Regions from separate parts of the Mus musculus genome. Here all the other regions are linked to region 4. Evidence: chromatin loops called from intact Hi-C (ENCODE). Cell type or tissue: heart. All regions are shown on one strand. Each heading gives the region's core, and the rest is flanking DNA. Links, peaks and the distances in the headings are about the cores only. Region 1 overlaps A330040F15Rik (RIKEN cDNA A330040F15 gene). Region 2 overlaps Mpeg1 (macrophage expressed gene 1). Region 3 overlaps Lpxn (leupaxin). Region 4 has its middle 16 kb from the start of Dtx4.

Evidence for each region. A loop is a pair of places that touch in the nucleus more often than their neighbours do. Peaks named below come from ENCODE experiments on the same cell type or tissue, not always from the same donor. Only the 100,000 strongest peaks of a DNase experiment are listed, where the experiment ranks them.
Region 1: it touches region 4 in a loop (7-fold over the local background); 36 of 42 quality-filtered maps call a loop at or near these places.
Region 2: it touches region 4 in a loop (2.4-fold over the local background); 25 of 42 quality-filtered maps call a loop at or near these places.
Region 3: a loop joins it to region 4, with 6 times the contacts of the local background. A loop is called at or near these places in 24 of 42 quality-filtered maps.

What each region holds. Positions count from the first base shown.
Region 1 is chr19:12,589,827-12,595,191 of GRCm38, reverse strand. All of the region lies in intron 1 of A330040F15Rik (RIKEN cDNA A330040F15 gene), which reads left to right. Among named protein-coding and RNA genes, the nearest start is that of A330040F15Rik, 4.1 kb to the left of the region's middle. In heart, for the core only: a CTCF peak has its summit at 3,060; a DNase peak (open chromatin) is centred at 3,041.
Region 2 is chr19:12,464,239-12,469,603 of GRCm38, reverse strand. Mpeg1 (macrophage expressed gene 1) reads right to left here. Exons shown (of 2, transcript NM_001374668.1): 2 at 4,324-5,365. Dtx4 (deltex 4, E3 ubiquitin ligase) reads left to right here. Exons shown (of 9, transcript NM_172442.3): 9 at 1-3,268. The coding sequence ends at 128. Among named protein-coding and RNA genes, the nearest start is that of Mpeg1, 6.2 kb to the right of the region's middle. In heart, for the core only: CTCF peaks have their summits at 1,958 (motif pointing right) and 3,228 (motif pointing left); a DNase peak (open chromatin) is centred at 3,203.
Region 3 is chr19:12,818,106-12,823,470 of GRCm38, reverse strand. It overlaps Lpxn (leupaxin), which reads right to left. Exons shown (of 9, transcript NM_134152.4): 4 at 4,036-4,135. Among named protein-coding and RNA genes, the nearest start is that of Lpxn, 22 kb to the right of the region's middle. In heart, for the core only: a CTCF peak has its summit at 2,876 (motif pointing right); no DNase peak of the experiment used is centred there.
Region 4 is chr19:12,515,804-12,521,168 of GRCm38, reverse strand. No RefSeq gene overlaps it. Among named protein-coding and RNA genes, the nearest start is that of Dtx4, 16 kb to the right of the region's middle. In heart, for the core only: a CTCF peak has its summit at 3,182; a DNase peak (open chromatin) is centred at 3,078; H3K4me3 peaks cover 722 bases; H3K27ac peaks cover 533 bases; H3K27me3 peaks cover 368 bases.

The sequences.
Region 1 (5,365 bases), core at 131-5,130, 74 kb before region 4:
GAGAACTCTGTATTATTCTCAACACTTTGAACAAGTAAGTATGAGTCTCTGTGTTGAATAATACCCATATTTTAAAGAAAGCTTCTGCCTAGGCCTATGGACATAAACATAAATATTGAGAAGGAATTTTGACACAAGACTGTTTAGGAATTAGCAGTGGCATCTTCTACTCTAGGATCTAGGAGCTCCCCAGCCATTGATTTGGAGCCAGTCTTCTAGTGTGGTTGTGCCGTTTCTCCCTTTGACCAAGCAATGTACTCAACATCTAGTCTCCTCATATCCATCACCATCACCATCGTCGTCGTCGTTGTCGTCCTCATCAGCATCATTGTGAGGAGGCACAAACTATAGTGTGTATGTGGAGAGGGAAGGACAACTTTGTAGAGTCAGTTCTTTTTTATCATTATGTGGGTCCTGGGCATTGAACTTGGGTTATTTGGTGTGTGGTAAGCTCTTTTAGCCACTGGGCCATTTTGTGAATCCTATTATCAGTATACTTTTTTTAGCGTTTCTATTAGGGGTGTCATGATATTTCTTGAGCTTTTAATGTGTGTGAACATGCCGTGTGTTAATAATAGTGATGCTTATTTAGTGTTTCCCTATGTGACTTCTTGATTTCTGCATCTTCTTTGTGAAATGTTTGTTCATGTGTTTGGCTACTTTTAAAATGAAGTGAGAACATTAAAAATATCCTCAATGAAAACTTTTGGATACTTGACTTGAAAATATCTTCTATCAAGCTGGAGGCTCTTTTCATCCTTAACAGGGTTTTTGTTTTTTACAACTTTCTGGCTTCCACTTTCTGTATTTAGTGTAAGAATTGCTTGACGGTCTTTTAGATTTGATGACTTTTCTGCTTTTCCTTATAAGGCTTATGATTTTACAATTTATACCTAGATATGTGGTACAATTTAAATTAATTATTATGTGGAAAATGATCCCTCCCTCCCTCCCTCCCTCCCTCCCTCCCTCCCTCCCTCCCTCCCTCCCTCCCTCCTTGCCTTTTCTTTCTGTTGGGACTTTGGGGACTTCTTGCTCCAGTGTGATTTATGAAAAAGTTTCATCTGAATTTCTTTGGTACCTTTGTCAAATACACCTGCAAATATTCCGTGAACCTATCCATTTTCAAAATCTCTCTATTCAATTCTATTTATATATGTGTTCGTCCCCTATCAGTAGTATATACTGTTGATTCACAAACTGTAATAATAAGCTAAGTTGGAATATTATAAGTAGGACACACTCAGAGTAAAAAACATTGTTTTAAATGTCAGATTCCAATTGCTAATTGCTGGTAAATAAGAATTTTTTGTTATTATCTGTTCACTCTACAGTTGCTTCAATTTTCACTCTGGTCTCAATATACATAGATCCCTCCACAACGTGCATGTTGGTAAGATGTTACCTAAGGCTCAGTGGAGTAAGATTACCAGGCTGAGCTGTCATGATTGACATTAGTACTTCATTAAAGATCAAGCCTCTTTGTCCTTCCACCTTCTGTCATCAAAAGATGCAACAAATGGCACTATCTTGGAAGCAGTGAGGTTTACCAGAGACATAAGTCCTTAGATCTTGGATTTCCCAGTCTCCACAGATACAGTAACAAATTTCTACTATTCAAAAATAACCCAGACCAGGGCTAGAGAGATGACAGCTCACAATTGTTTGTAACTCCAGTCCCAATGCATCTGACAACTTCCTCCTGGCTCCATGGCATCAGACACACATGTACTGCACAGACATACATGCAGGCAAAACATCCATACACATAAAAACAAAGAAAGAAAGAAAGAAAGAAAGAAAGAAAGAAAGAAAGAAAGAAAGAAAGAAACAAAGAAACAAAGAAACAAAGAAACAAAGAAACAAAGAAGGAAGGAAAGAAAAGTACCTCAGCCTCATGTACATTGTTAGAACATCAACAGTGAACTAAATCATTTATCCATCCGGCCCAGCAACTTTTTGTGGCTATTGTTCATTATTTAGGAATTTTTTAAGATACATAGACAAACGTATTCTGTAAAGAGCCTTTCTCTTCCCTTTTAATACATGTGTTATGTATTTCTTGTATTACATCAGCTAGGACTTCTAGTATTGAATTGGAGTGGTGACAGTAAACATCATAGCCTCATGTTTGATCTTGGCAGGAAAGCATTTAGGTCTCCTATCATTACATATCATAATAGATGTAGGGTTTTTAAAGTTCTTTATCATACTGAGAAATTAAGCTCTATTCCTAGTTTGCTGAGAGTGCTTGTGAATTATTGTTTAATTTTGCTGAATGCTTTTCTGTATCCAGTGATATGATATGATATTTTTGTTTTTTTTATCTCAGTTGCATCTCTCTGGCGCTGTCCATTCTCCTCATCCTTCTCTAGCATGTCTCGCAGTGTTGGCATCTTCTATGCTGCCATGACCAAAACCTCCCTTCCTTGGCTGTCTTAGACCATCTGCCATGCTTTCCTCAAGTGGATAAAACTTTCAATGAGCCATCAAATATGGCCAAAAGAGTAACAGGAAAGGCTTAGATACATCATTTAAATGTTAACCACATTCCTGTCCTCCTTCACTGACCCAAAAATCTATCAGGTGGCATACATCCTTCTTCCTGATAAGGTATGGAAGATTTGAGAATGTGCCTTTACCATCTCTGGATAAAGATCCTCAAATAAGTCTGGTGTTCATATATCCTGATTATCCTTGGTTTTGATCTATTTCCATAAGGTGTGTGTGTGTGTGTGTGTGTGTGTGTGTGTGTGTGTGTGTGTGCCAGGACCCCTGTTGTGAATTCAGAGTGAAAAACTTGTAAATTGCCTTCAGCAAGGCTCTTATGTTTTGTTGGTTGGTTGGTTGGTTTTTGGTTAAATCAATAACACTAAGACTATGCAGGCTAAAATCTTGGTTAAACTATATATTTAAATGGCATACTTTCATTGTTATGAAATATCAGTTGAGTCATTGCCCAAAAAGGATGCCAATAGAAGAAAGCCTCCTTGTGACCTGTCTGTTTTGACACAGGATCCTGGCTGCCATTGGGAGGGAATGTACCTCACAGCTCCATCCAATAGGTGGCAATGTTGTGTTAGGAAATGGTCTCTAAGCAGGCCTGCAGACTTGAGTCTCTCACCACAGCTGGGCTTTTCCACCTCCTTAGCACACTTTTATTTTGCTAGCCTACATGCAGGCCCAGAGGGCAATCGACATGTCCAAGTGGAGCAGATGTCAAACAAGAGGTCCTCTTCTGCATCAAGTATTGAGTCCATCCAAATGATCCTATTCTTTGGGTTCCCTTTATCTTCCTTCCCCATCAAAAGTATCACCTAACCTACATCAGTTTGATTCTATTGTTTCCTTCCCACTAACAGAATCAAAATGAAAATCAGGGGCTTTTACCCCATACACCTGCTTAGAAGCCCAGGAAATCAAAGACTCTGGTACAGGCCAGCTAGAGTAGAGAAGTGCAGCTGTGGGGAGATAGAGAAGGGAAACTTGATTGTCAGCACCTTTTCACGCCAGCATCCATTTCTCTCCACGTAACTCTCAATGCTACAGAATACCCAGGTCCAGGTGTTGGCCTCATGCACCGTGCTTCCTCCCATTGGTTCTGTCAGACTGACCAGGCTTTGATGTTCGTATTTTTTCCTCCTTGTTGGAAAGTGAGGGATACTGTGACTTCGTTGAATGAGTCAAAATAATACTGTTGAGCCCCTTTCTGAATTCCTCCCAACATGGGTATACAATTTTGCATGGCCCCCAGAGCCCCCCTGGAATAGAAACCTCTCAGAGGTATGTTTTATCTCCCTCCCCCAAAAGCAGCTGAGGAGGAGGTAGACAAAGAGTGGGTTCAGAGTTAGAAAAAAGAAATCACCTACATGATTCTATCTTTGGTGTTGGATAACTGGTTTGTATTAAACTGAATGGATTTCTAATGATTTGGTTAACGCAAAGCTATGTACCACAGAAGTCCTTTATTGCTGACATGATTAATATCCACACTAGTAAGTCATGTATCTGGTAGCTATAGCTACATCCCTTTTCTGCAGGGCCATGGGACTTGCTTACCCAATGTAACAGCCCATCCTTTTTTCTCCTTTGCTGAGAATAACTTGAGTAATACTGAAGAGCCATTGGGATCGCTAGCTCATAGTCAGACGTATTAACATGTGTGTCAGTGGGGACTTTTAATCCTCTTCCTTTGCCCACTGCATGTGTTTCTTGGTTGACAGAATTTGATTCCACAAATCAGGGAATCCTCTCAGGTTCTGGAATGTACAGAGCAGAATATGTAATAGAAAAGATAGTTATTGATTACATGTTGACAAGCTAGAGAGTTGGTTCCAGGGTTATGAGCATTTCTTCCAGAGGATCTGGAGTTCAATTCCCAGACCAGCCATGGCAGCTCACAACCCTCCAATTATAGCTCCAAATTCCAGAGGAGCTCATGCCTTCTTCTGGATTCCTAGGCATTAGGCATATACCTAGTGTATAGGCATACACAGAGACAAAAACACCTATACATATAAAATAAATAAATAAATCTAAGAAAAGTCATAGATTGAGAGCTGAGAAGGTAGAGCATGCCTCTCAGTAGAGAAGAGTATAGCAGACAAGTCAGTCCTATGGGCAAACGACAGGACACATTGTAAGAATTTGACTTGGGATGTTTACAGATTAATTTTAAGGAGCGAATATGGAATTTGGTAGGAAGCACAGCTTAGATTAAGCATTGCCGCAACCAGGATTGTCAATTAGGCAGGCCTATTTTCTTTAAGGAAATGAATGCCTAGTCACTTGGAATGCTGGAGTGAAACTGGTCAAACAACTTGGTGCCCTAGGCTATTCTTTTAGGAGCAGCAGCCACCTGAATTTCCCCCAAGTCTTGAGAACCAATTAGGCCCCAGTCATGGGCTTTCTCTTAGAAAATAGAATTTATCCTTATGAAAAGCCCCCATGTACTGTGTACCCTCCATCTGTAGGATCCACCCTCAGGCTTATTAAATCTTCCTTTGCAGGTTCTAGCCCCAAGCACTGTATGTAGCCCAGTCAACATGCACTGTTCTTATGACCAAAGTCTCAGATTCTTTTCTATAGTGGGGCATTTTGCAAGGGGATTTCAATGTATCCATTTCTAAGGCTTTTCTATGAGAATTACCACATAGAAACTACTTTCCCAAAGTCCTACTGTGTTTAAATGTGTAAGAAAATTAAGCCATTTTCTCTAAATTTGATCCCCATCTGACTGCCGCAATTCAGATGCCCCAATTTTCATTCTTTGCAGTCCACTTCGTTGTCAGTCATAATACTTGCAGGGTCGGAACCCCCTCTACTCCCAACAGAACTTAAAAATAATGAGGATCTTTTGGCTGGT
Region 2 (5,365 bases), core at 250-5,249, 52 kb after region 4:
ACAAAACAGAATTTGGCTCTAATCTCACTGGCCATGGCTACCCAGATGCCAATTACCTGGATAACGTGCTGGCTGAACTGGCTGCCCAGGGTATCTCTGAAGACAGCACTTCCCATGAAAAGGACTGAGGAGGGAGGGTACTGGGGACCACAGGGCAGAAAATGGAGAGAGTCAAGGTTGATGCCATGCCTCCTGACTCCCTCATGTCCCTTCTTGTATTATTCCCATCTCCCATCCCTCTCAGTCACAGAGGGCGCTGGATTAAGATGATGTCGTTCTTACACTTCATCCAAAACGAACCAGACACGGGATGAGGGCCAACCTCCTTCTGTCCCCATGGAGTCTTCAGTTCTGGGTAGTCAAGGACCTGCACCTCTCCCCACCCCTAAGCAGGGAGTATGTTCAGCATATTTAATGTATGGGCACTATTGAGGTATTCCATATCCTGGCCTTGTGAAGCTGAGATCCCTATCCTCAGCTGGCTTCTTGCTGCTTCCACTCTGCCTTGAGAGTGGAGTTTCTGCTTTTTTTTTTTTTTTCTCCTCCACTGGAGTCAGGGAGCTCTCACTGTGCACAATTGGGGAGAGAGGTGTAGACTGCTGTGACATCAGAAATTGGATGCCTTGGTGCAGTGTAAGGAAGCAGTTCATGTTAAGAGGGTCAGAGTCAAATGCCTCTGGGAGGAGCCTGGGCCCTTCCTTCCTCCTCATCTATTGACCTGTCCATAGGCATCTGATTCTCTCAAGTGGGTGGGAGGGCTCAGGAATTCCTCTCTGGGGTGGCATCCCATGATGCTGTTTCCAAGCAACCGCTCTCTGATCCAATCAGAGCCTGCATCCCAGTGAGCATCTGCACTATCCTCAGGGAGAGGAGCCCATAGCCTTCTTCCCAACTCATTGCAAACCAGCTCAGTTTCATCAAGTCACTGTGAGTTGGAGCCCACACCAGGCTCTTTGTCATCTGTGTTTGTGCATATGTTTGTGTGGGTGTGTGTGCATTATTGGGCCAGGTTATTGGGAAAGTCCCATCACGTCTCTAAATTCTGTTTCACGTGCCAAATCCCAATTCTGTTGGGGATTCTATAGTAAAGGCATGGCCCTTTGACTTTTCTCACCTTTGCCAGCCCATCTCGTAATAAACTTGGACCCTAATGGACATAGAATTGTACTTGGGAAGATGTCTTGATTCAAGAGCTAGATTGACCCTTCTCCTTCTTATTAATATTAGATCAGAGCCAGCTTCCATCCAGTCTTCTTTATATAAGAGCTCAATTCATCTCCCCACAGATTTGCTAATTCAAGACCAGAGACATTATTGTTCCCTGTCCCAGCCCCTTGCTCTAGCCCCCATCTAGCACAGATTGGCCAAAACCATGGTGGCAGAAGTCGCTTTAGCTCATTCCTAACACAGTTAGGAACACATTCTGGTCTTCCCTAACCGGCATCTGGGTGGTGTCCCAAGATCCAATCTATCCCCAACATCTCAACTTTGGCTCCATTAAAGAATGGATTAGGTGTCAGGTAAAAGAGAATGGAGAATCAAGAAGGGAAAATAATTTCCCCTTTGTAAGTGGGTTCTTTGAACTTTGTGTTTGGGGAAAGTTCCTCTGGATACTAATTTGAACTTATATACCTCATGTCTCGAGGGTTTGACTATATATATGTGTATATATACACATACATATATATCATAAGATTTGAAACGTTTGATGCTTGGTAAAAATAAGTGAGAAATTCAACAACCTTCCACATTTGTACTTACGTTAGAACTGGAGTCCACATTTTCATACCACCCTGCACCAGAGATGCCTCCTGTTGGGCTTCCACCATTGTTGATATTGCTGTGGCCAGTAGAATCACCCAAGTGTCCCTAACCCACTTCCCTGGTGCTGAGTTTTCTTTCACTCTACAAATGGCTAATGGAATTTTAATCGCCTTCCACTAGGGGGAGCTGTGGTTGGAGGGAATGTTCTGCCATCTTAGTCCAGCCTGTCCTATCAATGGGAGGCCATTTTGTCTCACAAGCAGAGCAGAAGATTGCTGCATTCACTGCACCTCGGGGAAAACTCCTGCTAAAGTAGAGAAAGATACAGCAGAACTAAATGGAAGGCAAGTAGCCACGGGCGTTAATGTCACACCCTTTTATCAGGTTACCGAATTTCAGAGATAATCGGACCCTCATTGAAGGCTTACAATCATGTTTGTCTTCAGTTACTCGTTGTTATCTACAGTCCCTGCTTCTTGGCAACAAGGATGAGAAATTAGACTGGGAGTTCATGGATAGGAAAGTGAAGCAGTAGGAAGTGAAGAAATGAAAACAGGCTCTGAGATGTGGGAATGGCCAGTGGGGGATGTTTTCACGTAGCAAAGGAGGTAGACGCAGGAAAAGCATAGCATGAGGCAGAAGGAAGAGCCCAGAAGGACATCTCAGGGAGTGACTGTTCTACAAGAAAGACCATTTTGAGGGTTAGTCTTCAAGAATTTCCCCAGAGGACTTTAAAATGTCTATGTCTCATTTCCTTATTCCCCGAGGATGCTCTGAGAGGCTACCTCACCCTCAAGTTTCACTCTTTCAGCTTTCTGGTCTGATGGAAGCTTGGCAATCTCAACAATGTGTGGGTCAAGCAGTAGCTGGTACCTTACTCCTTCTCTTGTGCCAACCCCCAAATATACAGAATTCATTTCAATGAGATTAGGCCCTGGACACAAGCGACTTTGACCCAGAGTGCTTCCCCAGAGAAGCCCTGGTGTGCTCTACTGGGCCAAGCAGGGAGCCCCCATGCCCTTTCTTTTACAGTCTCAGCACCAGCAGCCATGTTCTTCCTTCATGAGACTCCCGGGGTGAACAAATGGGATTGGAGACACAGCTATGAGATGCTTATCCCTTGAAAAGCTATGTGGTATATCTGTGGTTGTCTGTGCCTTTGTGCTTCCATTCCCCTGTCCTTTTTGTAAGATTTAGACTTCTGTGTGATTTTATACTTCAGTCAAAAGTACTTGTCCTGGCATCGCATTGCTGTGTGCATGAGAGGATTGGGAGAAGGCTGCTGTGGCCCAAGAAATAACCACTGCCCCACCCCCCCTTGCTTGTTCGTTGGTCACTTATATCTCAGTGGGGGTTTCTGGGAGAGGGCTGGTGAATGTCCAGATGTCAGGTGTTCTGTTAGTAACTGCTGTGATTTGAAGTTGTTGGTGTTGTTCTGTGGGAGGACATCGCCCCCTGGTGCTCATGAGGTGTACGTGCAGAACAATAAACTGCAAATGAACAAGCACAAATTGTCGTTACTCCTAAGGGCCTGCTTTTGTAGAAGTGCTTTGGCAGCTGGCTCAGAAGCATGAGGATTACTTCCTTTATCTGCGGGCAACCTCAGTCCAACTAGTTCGATAAAGGGAAACTCTTCTTTCTTTATTTTCTAAAACTTCCCACATCTCTTCTACTCCCACATTTCACCTGACTTAACTCTGGGTTTCCCCTCAAAGAAACGGGCCATAAAGCAACAGAAATGAATATGTGAACTTGGGGGGAAAGGGTCATCTTTAAAAACATGGAAACTGGCTTCTTGCATGTTGGGGGATGCATGTGTGTGCGGGGATGTATGTGTGTGCGGGGATGTATGTGTGTGGAGGTGCATATGTGCGAGGCGATGCATGCTTGTATAAAGGGACACGTGTGGGGGGTGCAGTATGTGTGTGTGTGTGTGTGTGTGTGTGTGTGTGTGAAGGTCTGCTGAAGCTAAAGGTTGACATTAGTTATCTCCTCTGCAGTCTTCTACCTTATCCTTTGAAGCAGGGTTCTCTCAGTGAACCTGGAAATTACCATTTTGGCTAGGATAGGCTGATGGACCAATGAGCCCCATGTGCCACCTGTCCATACCTGCGAGTGCTGAGATTCCAGGTTCATACCACCATCCATGCTTTTACAGGGGTGCTGGGGATACATACTCAAGATTCTCATGCTCAAATAGCAGGCACGCGACTGAACCATCTTCCCAGCCGTGAATACTGACCACTTAAATGGCTCCTTATTTTCAGGCAGTTTTAAATTTTTCCAGTAAGCATTTGTTATTAAACATCCCAGTAATAATAGGAACACAAGAACAACAAGGAACTCTTGAACAACAAGTCTAGCCTCTCTTCTCACCAGACTATCTCCATCTCTGATCTCCCTTGGAGTATGGTTTTCTCAGAAACCAGCCCTGGTCTTTCTGCAGACCCCAGCCTTAAAGTCAAGACTGGGCAGAGCCCAGGAGACCTATGACATGGCTTGAGGGTGAACTGGAAACCCCTGTATTCTGACTTCATACAGATGAACACCAAGATAAAATTTTGCCAAGTACACATTTTAATGCATATTTATACTCATTTTTGTTAGTAGAGTTACATGTTTATGGGACAAATATTAAAAAATTCAACAGGAAGTTTCTGCATTAAAGATCTGGGAGTCTTCTGATGTGCCTTGCTTTGCAGATTCAGAGAATTTACAGAAAGAAGTCTCTCCCCGTTCCTGAAGGCTGAGACACTTGGAGCTCTTCAGGAGGGCCTACTCTGTGCACAAGAGCTTGATTGTAACTAGTATTTTCAGAAAGATGGCTGGCTTCAATGAAACATTAAAATATAGCCCAAACCCACAAAGCACACAGAGGTTAAGAAGAACATTTTAACGCTCAAGAGGCAGGTTCGATGGAGAGGTTGTGCAATTAGCCCTCTTGGCTGGGCAGGTGGTAGGGCAGAATTCCAATTCAGTCATTCATTCCTCTCTGTATCTCAAATGGAAACGAATGAGGAAGTCTCTCCCTGTTCCTGAAGGCTGAGACACTTGGAGCTCTTCAGGAGGGCCTACTCTGTGCACAAGAGCTTGATTGTAAGTGTTAAAGCAAGAATACATCATCTTTCGTAGAAGATAGCTCACTGATGTGTTGTGGTGAATAGATACATAATTTCTAAGACAGCTGTAGAGGAATTTCCGTGTTGTAGAGAATTAAATTCTCAGATATGAAAATTGAGCAATACCCCAACTATTGCCAGTTGTCAATCACGAGGCCTTCCAGATAACCCATGGAAGCCATCCTGGAACTGAAATACATATCATGGCCTTTTCCCAGCTAACTGTGACATAAATTTTGTTTTGTTTTAAATTACCCCACCCCTCTTCCAAGCAGCGCGAAAAGGCAAATCCTAACAGACAGAAGACAGCGCTTTCCCAATAGCTTTAGTTTTAGGGAGGAAGTACTATGTAAGTGCAGGCTCACTGTGACTTGCGCATTTTTCACCCCTAGGCAGATAAAAGCTTCTTGCTACAGTCCAAGGGGTTTGTGTGTATTCCTGTGCACCCTCAGCTGTGGTAAGAAGACAAGGGGAAAGACTGT
Region 3 (5,365 bases), core at 135-5,134, 300 kb before region 4:
TAGGTTATGAGGTTGATGTGCTGGATGTAGTGTGATAAGTGCCAACTGACTCGGGCAGTGGCCTCTGAGGAAGAGTACTAGAGCAGACTTGAGCATATGTACTCAAGAATCCAGACATACTGGCATTAGTGAGATTGTCATTCCACAGAGAGAAAAGGCCCAAAGAATCAAACCATCTGGCATATTAAAAGAAAAGTTACAAGAGGAACAGAGCCAGAGCAGAAGGACTAGGACTGAACACACAGAAGACTGTATGGAGGGAAGTGAGGATTGTCTAGGTCCTTTATGGAAGACGTTTGACTCATCTAACAAGGGGGGACTGTGGCTGGCATGCAGCTAATCTGAGACTAAGGAAAGCGAATGTGGAGGAATACTTTGCAACGATTTGTGAGGTATTTAAGGCCAGTTAAGAGAGAGGGTAGCATTAAAAAATGGGGCTCAGAACTGAACAAAGAATTCTCACCTGAGGAATACCGAATGGCAGAGAAGCACTTGAAAAAATGTTCAACATCCTTAATCATCAGGGAAATGCAAATCAAAACAACCCTGAGATTCCACCTCACACCAGTCAGAATGGCTAAGATCAAAAATTCAGGTGACAGCAGATGCTGGCGAGGATGTGGAGAAAGAGGAACACTCCTCCATTGTTGGTGGGAGTGCAGGCTTGTACAACCACTCTGGAAATCAGTCTGGCGGTTCCTCAGAAAACTGGACATAGTACTACCGGAGGATCCAGCAATACCTCTCCTGGGCATATATCCAGAAGATGCCCCAACAGGTAAGAAGGACACATGCTCCACTATGTTCATAGCAGCCTTATTTATAATAGCCAGAAGCTGGAAAGAACCTAGATGCCCCTCAACAGAGGAATGGATACAGAAAATGTGGTACATCTACACAATGGAGTACTACTCAGCTATTAAAAAGAATGAATTTATGAAATTCCTAGCCAAATGGATGGACCTGGAGGGCATCATCCTGAGTGAGGTAACACATTCACAAAGAAACTCACACAATATGTATTCACTGATAAGTGGATATTAGCCCCAAACCTAGGATACCCAAGATATAACATATAATTTGCTAAACACATGAAACTCAAGGAGAATGAAGACTGAAGTGTGGACACTATGCCCCTCCTTAGATTTGGGAACAAAACACCCATGGAAGGAGTTACAGAGACGGAGTTTGGAGCTGAGATGAAAGGATGGACCATGTAGAGACTGCCATAGCCAGGGATCCACCCCATAATCAGCATCCAAACGCTGACACCATTGCATACACTAGCAAGATTTTATTGAAAGGACGCAGATGTAGCTGTCTCTTGTGAGACTATGCCGGGGCCCAGCAAACACAGAAGTGGATGCTCACAGTCAGCTAATGGATGGATCATAGGGCTCCCAATGGAGGAGCTAGAGAAAGTAGCCAAGGAGCTAAAGGGATCTGCAACCCTATAGGTGGAACAACATTATGAGCTAACCAGTACCCCGGAGCTCTTGACTCTAGCTGCATATATATCAAAAGATGGCCTAGTTGGCCATCACTGGAAAGAGAGGCCCATTGGACTTGCAAACTTTATATGCCCCAGTACAGGGGAATACCAGGGCCAAAAAGGGGGAGTGGGTGGGCAGGGGAGTGGGGGTGGGTGGATATGGGGGACTTTTGGTATAGCATTGGAAATGTAAATGAGTTAAATACCTAATAAAAAATGGAAAAAAAAAAGAGAGAGGGTAGTGAGACTATCTATGGATTGAATTTATTCAAACACAGAAACAAAGCAATTACTATAAATCATTCAAGTCAGTTTAACACACACACACACCACACCACACCACACCACACCACACCACACCACACCTTCTCCCTTCAACATTTCATGTCCTTTTCACCATTGGCTGCTGCTGCCATCTATCTACTTAATGCTTATCTTATCAGATAGATACACTGTCTCTCCACTGCCTCCCCATTAATTTTTTATCAACCATCTAATAGACATTCAATGCTTCACACCCACCTACCCTCACTTTGTCTTCCCAATTTGCATTCTCTATTTCACAGTTAGAAGCCTTATTGTTGAAGTGGGCAGGCTCCCAACACTCTCCTGAACAGTTCAGACAATATCTGTCTAGAGGCCTCTAGTTATTCAACTTTCACTGTCTGGAATAGCCTCATATTATTTTACCATACAAATGCTTATTTCCCTCAAAAATTGATCCTTAAACAAAATTCTTTCCTCTGTTTTATATAATAGAGTTTAGTGTTTGTGAGTTATCTATTCACAAGGTTAATATCTAGAGATAACAAAATAGTTACTAATTTTACATTTGAAAAATAACTAAGTAAAAATATTCTTCACAGATCAAAAACTCAGGTGACAGCAGATGCTGGCGAGGATGTGGAGAAAGAGGAACACTCCTCCATTGTTGGTGGGATTGCAAGCTGGTACAACTACTCTGGAAATCAGTCTGGCGGTTCCTCAGAAAAATGGACATACTACTACCGGAAGATCACATGGTGGGACTTGTGTCTCTAGCTGCATATGTAGCAGAGGATGGCCTAGTCAGTCATCAATGGGAGGAGAGGCCCTTGGTCTTATGAAGGTTCTATGCCCCAGTGCAGGGGAATGACAAGGCCAGGAAGCAGGAGTGGGTGGGTTGGGGAGTAGGGCGGTATGTGTGGGGTTGAATTGGAGGTTTTTCGGAGAGAAAAATAGGAAAGAGGATAACATTTTGAAATGTAAATAAAGAAAATAATTAATAAAAAGGAAAATCCTCAAGACAAACATAAAAAAATATTCTTCACATCTACATCTTTTTGCTTGCATATTCTAAAATACTTCTGGATACATATGTAAGCTGCAGTATATTCTGAAGACCAGCAGGGGGCAGAATGGGACAATCCGAGACATGATATGAAAACGGTTTTACTGTAGATATTTTTGTACTTTTGATTTTTATACAATGTATGTGGATTATTTTTAAAACATACATTGTAAGTTAAATTTTAAATATACCAAGATACACTTTAAATCAACGAGAAAACACAGCATAAATTTCCTAATGATTGTTGTTCTAGCATTGTTAAGTATGCAGTGCAAAGTGTCAATTCACTCAACTTTAGCATAGATGTTAGCTAATTGTAAAGTATTAACCATCAGAGAACCTTGTCTGTGACATGTATTCATCTGATCCTCCAACAGCTATGTGTTGTTACTGAGTGCTAGGGTGCTGAGCAGGATGTGGATAGTTTCATGTCTTGTCCTTGCTCCCCTCTAGCACACACATTTTAAGTCTCCTTTAAACATTTCATACTGATTTCATGGGTATGCATCCTAACTTCCAATCAGATTTAAAATGGCTAGATCTCTGTATTAAGAATTCTAGATCTACTTCCTTGATAAATGCTTAAGGCTCCTTATCTGGTTTCTGCTTTCTGCCAGGATGCATGAGCTTGCCATTTTCACTCTACAGACAAGAACAAAGAGCAGATTTTATCTCCGTATGGGCTCAGAACTTATCCTTCCTACCTTGGCCTCCCTTGCTCCATCACAGCCTGCCCACCGGCCTCTTGTCCTGCTCAGGCATGTGTGTTTAACAACCCTTCTGCATGATCACGCCGTAGGTGCAATCTTTGCCCTTGGGATTTTCTAACTCTTATCATATGTATCGAGGCCTCATCTATTCTTCAAGTGTCCATTCTAACTCCCATCACAACTGCTCTGATAAAATTTGTTTAACCTCTCAAAATCCCTCAGCTTTACTCCACTCATTGGAAAATCACCATCCTTTTCTTCTATAAATACTGCAGAGCTCTATGACTATAACAAGAACAATTCAAGATCCTCCAGATCAAGGCCTATGACATTACACCATGTTATCGTTCGTGCACAAATGAGTTTCTCCACTGAATTAAACATAGTCTAAGAAAGTGAGCACCACCTTAAAATTCCCAAGCAAGGGATGAAGACTGACCACTACTAAGCAACCTTGGTGTCTCTCTGGAACTCAGAAACTTCATAATTCAGACAGTACCCACCTTGGCCTGCATTTCACTCAGGTGGGCCATGAGCTCATCCAACTGAGCAGCTGCTGAGGTTTTGGGAGGCAGGACTGATTCCTTTGGCTCTTGGACCTCACTACAGATAGAATAAGAAAAAGCAAAAAATCAAATAAATATTAAGTCACATATAACATACCAAAGGATGCAATTTTACATATTAATCTATTTGATATGAATCTAAAAACCAGAGACAGGAAATATTTTAAGTATAGCTACTACTCTAAATTTTAAAATAAGGCCTCTCTGTATTGTATATCTGTTTCATTTTGATCCCCTAAATAAATAAATATATGCATGCATACATACATGAATACACACATGCATACATATATAACCTATTCCTTTTCAAGTGTATGAAGAAAAGTATTGGACATGGCTCCAATTAATAGAGTACAAGAAACTTCAGAACAGAGCTGTAAAGCCATAGCATGTATTTTAATAGAGAAATTTAAAATTATAAGTCATAACCAATGGAGAGTTTTAAAGATAACCAAGAAACCTGAATTCCTCTAAAGGTGACTAACAGTCATCAGGTATACAAAAAGGTGCTCAGATTCATTATTCATCAGGAAAATGAAAACCAATATTACTATGAGATAGTCCTTCATACCCATTACAGCCTGAGGCAAATGCTGGCAAAAGTAAGGAGAACTGAAACCACAGTAAACTGCCAGTGGTGTGCAGGTTGGTGTAGTCACCAACAATGAGAAACAATATGAAGGCTTCCGAAGAAATGAAAAATAGAACTCTCATATGACCCAGCAGTCCCTCTCTGCTGTGAAGGAAATGAAACTGGCACATAGTAAAGAAGTCTGTGACCCAATGTTTCTTACAGTGTTATTTACAAGATATGTAAATAACCAAATTATCTGTGGATGAGTAAATTAATTAGGACAGTTAAACTATAATGGATGACATAAACACTGGAATATAATTTGGCCTTAGAGAAGAAGCAGATCAACATAAATGAGCCTAAAGGACATTGTATAAAATTAAATAGAAGTAAAGTATTGCATATTGTACATACATGCTTATATGTAGAATGTAAAAAGATTAAATACATAGAAATATAAAACAAAACAATGGTTTCTAGGAGCAAGAAATGTGAAAGGAAATAAAATGTATGCCAGAGGACCCAAAGTAGTAGATATGTGTTTAGAGATCTAATAATGTACAAGTTGGGGCTTATAGGTAATAAAATTGGACATATTTGAGATTACTACTAGATCTGAAAATGTGCATATTTGCTTCATTACATCACCTTAAGCACATTAACAATAACCTCAGTGTCACCAATAATTAATTC
Region 4 (5,365 bases), core at 161-5,160:
CCTGCTCCCCTACCCACCCACTCCCACTTCTTGGCTCTGGCGTCCCCCTGTACTGGGGTATATAAAGTTTGCAAGACCAAGGGGCCTCTCTTCTCAATGATGGCTGACTAGGCCATCTTCTGCTACATATGCAACTAGAGACACGAGCCATCCCATAATCAGCCACCAAACCCAGACACTATTGCATATGCCAGAAAGATTTTGCTGAAGGGACCCTGATATAGCTGTCTCATATGAGGCTATGCCAGTGCCTGGCAAACACAGAAGTGGATGCTCACAGTCATCTATAGGATGGAACGCAGGGCCCCCCAATGGAGAAGCTAGAGAAAGCACCCAAGGACCTGAAGGGGTCTGCAACCCTATAGGTGGAACAACAATATGAACTAACCAGTAACCCCAGAGCTCGTGTCTCTAGCTGCATATGTAGCAGAAGATGGCTTTTTTCTCTCATTTGTCCTTTCTACCATTATTCTTTTCAAAATATTTACTTTTACTGCCTATTCTGATACACTTTTCATACTGAATCACAAGCTTAACTATTTTGCCAAATTTCCTTATTCTTATACATTTAAAAAATTATTTATTTAGATCCCAAACACTGCCCCTCCTCCGGGTCCCCCCCTCACAGAGTCCCTCTCCCCATCCCCTTCTCTGAGAGGATGCCCCCCCCCCCTTGCATGCCCCCACTCCAGCACATTAAGTCCCACTGAGGTCAGACGAGGCAGCCCAGATGGGGACTGGCTTCCTCAGTCAGGCTACAGCCCCTTCTGCAGTTGTTGGGGAACCCGAATGGAGATTGAGTTGCGTGGGTGCCGAAGCCTCCGCCTAGCCCATGGATCCGAATACATTTTTAAGATAATCAGGAAAAAAATGAATTTCAGATTTAGAAACCAATCCCAATCTGTACATCCCATAGTACTTAAAACTTTTGTCTGTAATTTACAAACAAAATCAACTAAAACAAAACTTTAAAAAAAAAAGCCAACCCATGGAACTTGTTGTTCATAGAGCAGGCACGTTTTTTCTTAAGTACTTTATACGTTGCAACTTAAAGTCCTGAGATGTGAGCTCCTCCACAGTATGGCTTCCTTCAGGAGGAAGGAAGCCATCTCACAACAATAAAAAAAAAATCATAAAGTACATTCGCTCACACTGAAGAAAGCTGTGTATCTACAAACAGAAAGTAGAGGAGTGGGAGAAGGCATGCGAGGGTATGGTAAGGTGATAGGAGAGAGAACTCACCATCAATTATAAGCTAAGAGAAGCCTTTCCCACAATTCTGTTTATTTTCTAAATATCAGCCAGCACGTGATGAGACGCTTCTCCTACTCTCTGTCATCTCCCAAGGAGATATTCTTGAAGCACAATTCAAATCCAGTGCAGCCACTGTGGTAATCCATCAAATCTAAGACAAAACGCAGTAAGTGATTTATCTTCAATCCCATATTTTCCCCCCAACCTAATATATATATTTTTAAATCCACCTACCTCTGCCTCCCAATTGCTGGGATTAAAGGCATGGGCTACCACTGCCAGGTAACACTGAAACAATTAATCCCCAAATAAATAACCCTAATTTTTAAAAAGATTTATTTATTTGTTTGTTTGTTTGTTTGTTTATTATATGTAAGTACACTGTAGCTGTCTTCAGACACACCAGAAGAGGGCATCAGATCTCTGTTATGGGTGGTTGTGAGCCACCATGTGGTTGCTGGGATTTGAACTTCGGACCTTTGGAAGAGCAGTCGGGTGCTCTTACCCCCTGAGCCATCTCACCAGCCCCCCAACCTAATATTTTTATTGACTCTTCGGGAATTTTACAACATGCACCCAAAAATGTACTTACTTCCTAAAAATGATGTTAACTAATTAACTAAACTCCCTAAAAATCGCCTAAGTCAAATCCTCCTTTTGCTGGTTTTTCCTCATTTGTAACTTTGCACAGAGAACTGAAGAATGCAGTCTCCCAGAGCAAATGGCACAGGACCTCCTTCTAACTTCTTCTCAGCCCTCATACCATGGGCAACTCTCCTCCTTGTGGATGTATTGCCACATTCTTTGTATTTTGTGATGTTTGTATTGATGGTTTTGCTGTGTAAGTGTCTTCCATGAATAATCCTGAAACTTTGCCTAATGTTCCTAACCAAAAAAAAAAAAAAAAAAAAAAAAAAATGACTGTGATCTACCTTATAGGGAAATATATATACATATAAATATATATATATATATATATTCAAACAAGAATGGACACTTACACATTTTCCCATACCCACCCACCACCACACTTGTACACATGATTAAAAAGAAAGTAAATCTCTCTCTCTCTCTCTCTCTCTCCCTCCAGAAATGAACATAAATGAATCTTTATAAATGAACATCTATGTGAGTCAAGATAGTAGTATTGTGTTGAAGCACACCCATTCTGAGGCTTTTCAGAGTTCTAACCCAGGACATGCATATAAGTTAGCTTATCTGGACAAAAGAACTTTGTAGATATAATAGGGGATCAAGAAATGAGATCACTATGAGCTATGTGGCTCTAAATCTAACTACAAGTACCTTCTCAATTACAGGAAAAACAAAAGATAAAATAAGGGGAGGAAGTTAATGAGAATGGAGGTAAAGATGGAGTTTCGTCCTGATCAACCTGCCATTAATTGATAATATTGAAAGTCTGACATGCATGCTGGTGCTTTGGTGCCATCTCTGGAGCAAGGAGCCAAAGGAAGGGCTGGTCATAGCTTTCTGTCCCTCTCTGCTATCCTTACTGCTGCGTTCTAGCCCTGCTTTGTCAGCATCTCCGTATTCCCCGGCTCCTGTGCAGGAATATTGTTCTAAACTTCTGATTTCCCCAGTGATCGAGTTGGGGAAAAGCATTAGAGTCAACTGATTTACGTGAAATTTGCAGTGGGGAAGGGAAAGCAATGAGAAAATTATGAATGAGAGCTCATGAAAGGTTTCAAGTTGCTGTTGTAGGATGTTGTGCTATGTGCTTCACTTCTCCACCTCAGAAGGCACCCTCCTGTTTACCATCGGCTTCCAGTGGACGTGTAGTGTATATCCTTAGTTGCCCTCTGCATAAACTCGCAAAAGCAACCCAGAATCGGAACCGGAAAGTCCTGCTGTGCTTGAACTGAACGCTTGTGGGTACATTCACGGGTTATTTCCAACACAATGTCTCCGCCTGCAGGAAAAAAGCAGCAAGTACACCCTTAAAACTAGTAAAAAAAAAATAAAGGAGCCAGGATTCTGTGGAATAACCTGTTGAAACTGTTGAAACAGAGCCCGGGGGTCCCAGAGGCCTTCTCCTCCATGTGTTCTCTTCTTGGTGTGACTTAACTGAGACTCGCCAACTAGAAAAAGGAACAGCACTTGTTAGAAAGAAAAGGAAAGAGGGTGGAAAGAGGGAGGGAGGGAGGGAGGGAGGGAGGGAGGGAGGGAGGGAGGGAGGGAGGGAGGGAGGGAGAGGGGAAGAGAGGGAAGAGGGAAGGGGAGGAAAGGAGAGGGAACAGGAGGGGAGAGGGGAGGAGGGGGAGGAGAGGGGAAGGGGTAGGAGAGGGGAGGAGAGGAGAGGGGAGAGGGGACTGGAGGGGAGAGGGGAGGAGAGGGGAGGATGGGGGAGGAGAGGGGAGGGGGAGGAGAGGGAAGGAGGGGGGAGGAGGGGGGAAGAGAGGGGAAGAGGGGGATGAGAGGAGGGAGGAGAGGGGAGGAGGAGGGAGAGGGGAGAGGGAGAGAGGGAGAGAGAGAGAGAGAGCTGTCCTTGTGGAGGAATTTTTTCCCTTATTTTCCTCAGATCTTGTCAACACAATGCATGAGATCCCCAGTATGATTCACCTCCGAATATGAGAAGCACACTCCAAGAATAACCAGAAATTCTATAAACTAGAGATATGCTGGGACCTCCTAACCATAGTAAAATCAAATCTTGCATATTCCACCTAGAAGAGAGATGTATAGACTCCACTGGGAAGAAGGAGATATGCCCTCTGATTGCGTTCTTTGAGTCTGGAGGCAGCACAGATCTCAGGGGCTGTACTGTCTCACCCATCTGCAGGTTCACACACAGACTGTCAGCTGTGTCACATTAGAAAAGGGATTGCACATCACGTTAGCCAAAATGCCCAACAACAGAGATCACCTCCAGTAGTCAGACAGGATCCCCAGTGGAGGGATGGGAACACCAACCCACCTACAAAACGTTTGACCCAAAGAAATACAGGGTCAAAGTCGGAGCAGAGACTGAAGGATGGCCAACCAGTGACTGGCCCATTTTGAGACCCAACCCACTGGCAAGCAACAACCTTTGATACTATTATGGATGCTATGTTGTGCTCACAGACCGGATCCTAGCATAGCAGCCCCCTGAGAGGCTCTACCCAGCAGCTGAGACAGATGTAGATACCCACAGACAAACATTAAACAGAGGTCAGGGATCCCTGTGGAAGAGTTAGGGGAAGGATTGAAGGCCCTCAAGGAGATGGCAACCTTGCAGGAAGACCAACAGTGTCAACTAACCTGGACTACTGGAAGCTCCCAGAGACTGATGCACCAACCAAAGGGCAAACATGGGCTGGTCCAAGGCCTCACGATACATATGTAGCAGAGGACTGCCATGTCTGGCCTCAGTGGGGGAGGATGTGCCTAACTCTGCAGAGATTTGGTGCACCAAAGAAGGGGGATGAAGAGGGCTGCCCTCTCAGAGATGAAGGGGAGGGGTATAAACTCTGTGAGGGGGGACCAAGATGGTAGGCAGTATTTGGGATGTGGATAGATAGATAGATATTTTCTTTAAAAAAAAAAAAAAAAAGGAGAGGATCTTCAGAAGAGCCATTGGTTGAGACAGGATACTGCTTTTGTCATGCATCCTGGCTGCTCTGTAGATACTAAAACTATCAGATTCAATACAAGCACAATGAACTGGAAAAAATCACAGCACAGATTTCTGGGATTTTGAACCAAGGCTCATTTTTTTTCCTGTGGGGAGAACCAACTCTCCTGTAAACAGCACCTATGGGTATTTAGCCTTATTCTGAATGACCTAACCGTGAGAACTCAGGTGACTATGCATCCAGAGCTTTCCATTTTGTGTCCGGATTTACAAATCATAATATCAGGAATGGACAAATCACACTCTCTGAGAAGATATACAATGAACACTTAGCCTTGAACATGAGCAACAAAGGGACTCTAAGTGAATTGCATAAGGAATATGGGAGAAGATGCCCAGGGACACACACCCTAATACCTAGAACTGTATGCTAGGCTCCATAGAAGAGAGGATATAAAGTGGCAAGTGAAATTAACAACATGAGTTAGTGGACTTTAAGATAGATAGTCTGGGATAGCTGGGTGGACACTGTAGAAG